Linked DNA regions of Homo sapiens: region 1 is linked to region 2. A link is a loop called in an ENCODE intact Hi-C map of the cell type or tissue named here. Cell type or tissue: Caco-2. All regions are shown on one strand. Links, peaks and the distances in the headings refer to the core of each region. The heading gives the core; the rest is flanking DNA. Region 1 has its middle 20 kb from the start of LINC03141. Region 2 has its middle 44 kb from the start of LINC03141.

Region 1 (2,905 bases), core at 260-2,759, 64 kb before region 2:
TGCTATGCAGTTTTCAAAGCAATTACTCACACATTATTCCATTTCATCGTGGAGTGTCAGAGTTGTAAGGGACTTTAAGAGGTCAATTAGCTTAATCCCTCATCCTGCTGCAGATGAAAAGGAGACTGAGAATAGGCAAGTGACTTGCCCAAGGTCACACCCCTGTGTTAGCAGCACAGTGCAATGCTCTTTTTTACCAAACCACACTTCTCACACACAGAAGTAGCCAGTGCTCCAATGGTCTCTTGATTCAGAGCGCTCTAAGAGTTTCACTCTGCCTGGATTTCAAAGCCCTTCAAAGGAGGGAGGGTGGTGCCTGCCTTATCTTTCAAAGATTCCCAAGCGCAGAGATTCTATGGCATCTCTCTGGTCAACTCTTTTTTTTTTTTTTTTTTTTTTTTTTAGACGGAGTCTCACTCTTGTTGCCCATGTTGGAGTGCAATGGTGCAACCTCGGCTCACTGCAACCTCCGCCTCCCAGGTTCAAACGATTCTCCTGCCTCAGCCTTCCGAGTAGCTGGGATTACAGGCAGTTGCCACCACGCCCGGCTAATGTTTTGTATTTTTAATAGAGACGGGGTTTCACCATGTTGGCCAAGCTGGTCTCGAACTCCTGACCTCAGGTGATCCACCCACCTCGGCCTCCCAAAGTGCTGGGATTACAGGAACGAGTCACCGCACCCAGCCTCCGGTCAACTCATAATTTGCTGCCACAGTCGGCTAATCTGGTCTTCACAGTATTGTATCCCCATTACCAAGAGTGCCTAAGCTATTAACCCACCAGTAACAGGTGCCAAATTGCCTCTTCTTCTGCACAAGATGTTCGTTTAAAATCAAATTGCACATAAACCCCTCCAGTCCCAACTCACTTCCCTCAGCCCTCGGCCTTTTTTGGTCTTCTTTCCCCTTGGTGCTCCCAATCCTGCCTACTGGGCGTCTCTAAGATGACGTTGGGAGGGGAAGCTGGGTGGCCTGGGGGAGCAGCTATGGAGTTGTGCAGGAGCAGGCGGGCAAGTCACAGGGCTTTATCCACCCCGCGCCCACAGGCCCCAGGAAGGGGTACCGCGATCGCCTGATGTCACTACACTCATGGACTCTTCCAGACCGGCTCTCTCATCTTACAGATGGGGAAACTGAGGCCGGGAGTGCAGAAGGGGCTTGCCCAAGCACGTTAGTAAGACTAAGCTGGGAGAACACGCCAAGTTTCCACACTCCCAGGCCAGCTCACTTCCTCTACTGTCCGCCTTCCCCTTCGCCCATGAGGAAACTGAAGCTTAGGGAGGTGGAGAGATGACCTAGAACCGCTCGGCTTCCCCAGGCCGGGTCCAGGAGCAGAAGCGCGGAGAGAGGGGAGAAAGGGAGGCCGGGACCGGGCACAACTCCAGGGGGCACTGCTCGCCCCGCGGTCTACGTGCCCCCCGGCCCTTTGTGCCCTGCTGAAGTTGGGGAGAGGGCGCAGGGAAGAAAGGGCAGGTGCCCTGACCCTCCAGAAAACCAGCCCCTCGGGGCCGCCCAGAGTCGGGGAGGCCTGGCCCCCGGCACTGCCCACGGCCTCTCCTCCGGGGAGACGGGGTCCGAATGCCTTTCCCCATTCAGCGGGATTATCCCTTTTGAATTGTTTAAAAAAAAAAAAAAAAAGCTGCAGCTAGCGAACCCTGCCTGACAACACCGAAGGAATTTTTCCCAGGGATCGGCCGAAAGCTGACTCACATTTAAAGGCTTGCCCGAAGTGGTCATGCCCCTCTGAGCAAATACCACAGGCATGCGAGCACGCGTCCGCGGCCTCCTGGCGGCGCGGCCTCCGGGCGCGGCCGGCGATTGGAGCAGCGCAGCGCCCCTTCTCCCCCGCGCAGCCAATCGCAGCGCCGCGCCTCTGGGTTGCTAGCCGGGCCGCCGGGCGCGGGGAGGCGCGGGCGGGGAGTTGTCCCTGCTCGTTTCCCGGCCCCGGGCGGGGGCGCGGCGGGCGGGCGGGAGGCTCAGGCAGTGGGTTTCGGCAAGTATGGCCCTGGAGGGAAAGCCAAGGAAAGGGCTGAGCCACCTACGCCGCAGGCCCTTTGAGCCCCGCGGTCCCCCTCCGGAATGTGCGCGGCGGCGAGAGGCGCTCGGCCTGGGCCCGGCTTGGAGGCGCATTGCTGCGCATCTTCCCCGGACCGCAGGAGCCTGGCCTGCGAGCCACCCTCGCCTGCCTCAAAACTCCGACGCCCGGCAGTCATCTCCTGGCCACTCCACCATTGCAGAAGGCAGCGGGGGGAGGGGGGCACGGGCTCATAAATCGCGGAAGAGCAGTCAGAGACCCTAGTTCACAGCTACATTACAACCAGATTAACGTGCGATCCTGGCCAAGGCTTCTCACAATTGTAGTTCTGGTGTTTTGGGGTTTTTTTCTCGTGTTTCAAATGAGAGGTTTGAGCAGGATCATTAGAGTCCTTGGCGCTAAGATTCAGGTTCTTGTAAGAACCGAGATCCAGTTCTTATACTTCAGCCCCAAACGATTTTCCACGCAGCGGCCCAAGTGCTTTTCTCAACATGTAAATGGCATCATGTCATTCCCCCACCTTAGTACCTCTGAGCATCTCTGTCCCTCTCCATCCAGCTTTATCCCAGTGGTCTTTCTGGGCTGCTTGAAATTACTGCCCCTCTCCCCCAGCTTTTTCCTGCCTCAGGCCTTTGCGCGTGCTGTTTCCTTCACTATCTCTTGGCCAATTCCTAACTCATCCTTCAGGTCTCCGCATAAATGGCATTTTACTAGTGAAGCCTTCCCTGTGCCCCAATCTGAATGAGGTCCCACTGCTACTCCCACGTGACACCCTGCGGTTTTCCATCATGCCTATGTTAAAAGCTGTAATTTTCTAATTTTATTTGCTTACTATCTCTTCCACTAGAAAGGACAGAGGCCACTTCTATTT
Region 2 (2,905 bases), core at 133-2,632:
TGGGATTACAGACGTGAGTCACTGCACCAGCCGGCACTAAACTTTTAATAACAGTACCACGCAAGGAAAGAATGCAAGCTGCTTCACTTCTTGATATCAAGTGACTTGAAAAGTCCCTGAATAATCTTATAGATGAAGTCGGGCCATGGGGGAAAGGTGGGTGGGAGGAAGGGAGCTAGCAACCTGCCCTAACTATGGTTTTACTTACTCAAGATGAGACCAGGAGATTTAGAAATGAGCTTGAGCTTAGTCTCAAAGACTTGCCTTTGTAGCATGACTAAAACACAGCTCTCCATTCACATGTCCTGCTTTCCCTTCGAAGCTGGGTGACCCTGCCTTTTTGATTTTGCAATGTGTGCCATCTCCTCCCTTCTCTTTTCTGAAAATATTGCACAGCCAAATTTATTTGCATTTGAAATGAAAGGAATTTGGAAGAATTTTGAAAAGAATATCATGACACCTTTTTAATGAACTGGAAGCCTATTTTGAAAGTCTTAAGAATAGCTGGGGCATCTTTCTCTCAGACTTTACATGGTGGCCGATTGATCCCTGGTACCCGTTCTTCAGTCTCCCACAGTGATGTGCATAAACACCTTTGCCATGGCCTGCTGGTGGGCAGCGTGTACTGCCCTGCCCTGGGCTTTGGGTCTGGCATAGGACTTTCTTTGGACAACAATCTGTGAGAAGAAAGGACAAGAGCAAAATTTTCAATATGCTCAGCTGGCGGGTCTTGCCCTCTTGTGCACCCATCCTTTGCTCTGGGATGAATTTTCCCTGGGAAGCCTGTAGCCCCAGCAGGATGAGACATAGAGCAGACCAGAAACCAATCCATAGCTTGCAGCCAAGCCCAGCTGAGCCTACCCTGGGTCAGCCAACCCCTGGATGACCCACTGGTTGATACCTGAGCTAGGAGGAAATGCTTATAGTTGTATGCTGTTGAATGTTGGGGTGGCTGTTCTCATAGCACCATTGTGGTATGGCTAACTGATATGCATAGGATAGTCGCTATATATGGAAACTACGGGATGCTTGATAAAATGGGCAATTAATCAACATTAAACAGTAAACTCGTAGGAGATCTAGGTTGGTGGTAACATTAAGTCTTGCATTTTCCTGGGGCCCAATTGCAAATATTTGGACCCATTTTCTTCTAAGGGACAGTCCCATCCAGGAATAAGTGGATTGAAGAATGTGGATGCCATAACACTGGAAGCTGCCCACTCACCTGGTGTCCTGGGAATTTGCTCAGACTCTCTGTGTTGGTGAAGAAGCCCCACAGAGCACACCCTGATCAGCAGGCAAGCCAATGCAGGCTTTTCCGTGCAGGGGGATCTGCTGTGGCTCACCCACGGCCTCTAACAATTTGGGGAATCTAAAGCATGGGCTGCTTTTCTGGCGGCTCCAACCCGGCTGACACAGCCATCCGGCTAAGGAGATTAAGCAGGCTTTATTTACAGTAGCCTTCTAGTGACAGCAGCATCCACCACACCCAGGTAGAGCCTGGGAAGAATGAAAGTACATTCTTCTCTTGTCACTGGTGAATGCTGGGGCAAAGGCTACATCCACCACAGAGATAATCTAGACAGGTATCCGGGAGGCCTGCCTGGGGACTGTCCCGACACACTGCCAGTCAGCATCGTGGAAAGACTGACACCAGGGCAGGGCCTCAAGCATGATGGTGGTGAGTGCCCGGACAGGGTCTTATGTCCAGGAAGTCCGGCAGCACCTGCACAGGTTTAGCACAGGAAGGGGACGCAATGGCCATTTGCTGCATGAATGAATGGGGACAACCAATGCCTAGCCCCATTGCCTGTGTGTCCCATTGCTTCTCCAGTCTTCATTTCTGGAATAAAAAAAAAATTCAAAAATAATGAGTATTTTATAAACACGAGCATTAATAAAAATGGTTATTATGTTGATAAGCAAGAGCAATACAATACCTCTTAGATGTTGACTTTTCCCTCAAAGTGTTTGAGTGGTCAGAAATAATTTTTTTTTTCTTTTGAGACAGAGTCTCCTCTGTTGCCCAGGCTGGAGTGCAGTGGCACGATCTCGGCTCACTGCAAGCTCTGTCTCCCGGGTTCATACCATTCTCCTGCCCCAGCCTCCCGAGCAGCTGGGATTACAGGAGCCCGCCACTAATTTTTTTTTTTTTTTGTATTTTTAGTAGAGATGGGGTTTCACCGTGTTAGCCAGGATGGTCTCAATCTCCTGACCTCATGATCTGCCCACCTCAGCCTCCCAAAGTGCTGGGATTACAGGCGTGAGCCACCGCGCCCGGCCTAGAAAGAAATTATACTCCCTGTTCTCCCACCGCAAGCCTTGCACTTGGGTGTACACACCCATACACAGGTACGTGCACACACATCTGGAAAGATGGTACGAGATTGTGATAAGAACACAATCTCTGTAGTCAGACCCTTTGGGCTCAGGTCCCAGGTCTGCCATTTATGAACAGGATGACCTTGGACAAGTTACTTCACCTTTCTGAACTGCAATTTTCTTATAGGTAAGATGGGATGATAATAGCCCCCACCTCACAGAGCTTGTTGTGAGGATCAATGAGGATAATGTAAAGTGTCATAAAAAATGGAAAGGGGTACTGCTACCAATAGAGCAGCTGGGAGTTAGGTGAACATGAATATTTTGAGTTTGCTCTGCCCGGGAGTCAGTGAAGACAGGAAAAGAACATGTGTGCATTCCTACTCTGCACAGACAGGGATTGATGGATGATGCTGTCGCTGGAAATATTTCTGTAGAGTAAGTTGCTAAACTTTCAGAGAGAAACCAGTGGGAAGCCAGGGAAGATTTCCTTAAAAGAGATGATTCTGAAGAATACCCGAGATGCCTGAGGTCTCAGTGCTTATCCTCACTTTTTAAAAACCCAAATGCCTCAGTTATCTCT

Evidence for each region. Hi-C counts contacts between places; a loop is a spot of excess contacts. Peaks named below come from ENCODE experiments on the same cell type or tissue, not always from the same donor. Only the 100,000 strongest peaks of a DNase experiment are listed, where the experiment ranks them.
Region 1: it touches region 2 in a loop (7-fold over the local background); 7 of 110 quality-filtered maps call a loop at or near these places.

What each region holds. Positions count from the first base shown.
Region 1 is chr12:4,030,319-4,033,223 of GRCh38, reverse strand. No RefSeq gene overlaps it. Among named protein-coding and RNA genes, the nearest start is that of LINC03141, 20 kb to the right of the region's middle. RefSeq lists a silencer at 1,823-2,062. In Caco-2, for the core only: no CTCF peak of the experiment used is centred there; DNase peaks (open chromatin) are centred at 311, 988, 1,269 and 1,733; H3K4me3 peaks cover 929 bases.
Region 2 is chr12:3,966,510-3,969,414 of GRCh38, reverse strand. No RefSeq gene overlaps it. Among named protein-coding and RNA genes, the nearest start is that of LINC03141, 44 kb to the left of the region's middle. In Caco-2, for the core only: no CTCF peak of the experiment used is centred there; DNase peaks (open chromatin) are centred at 830 and 1,564.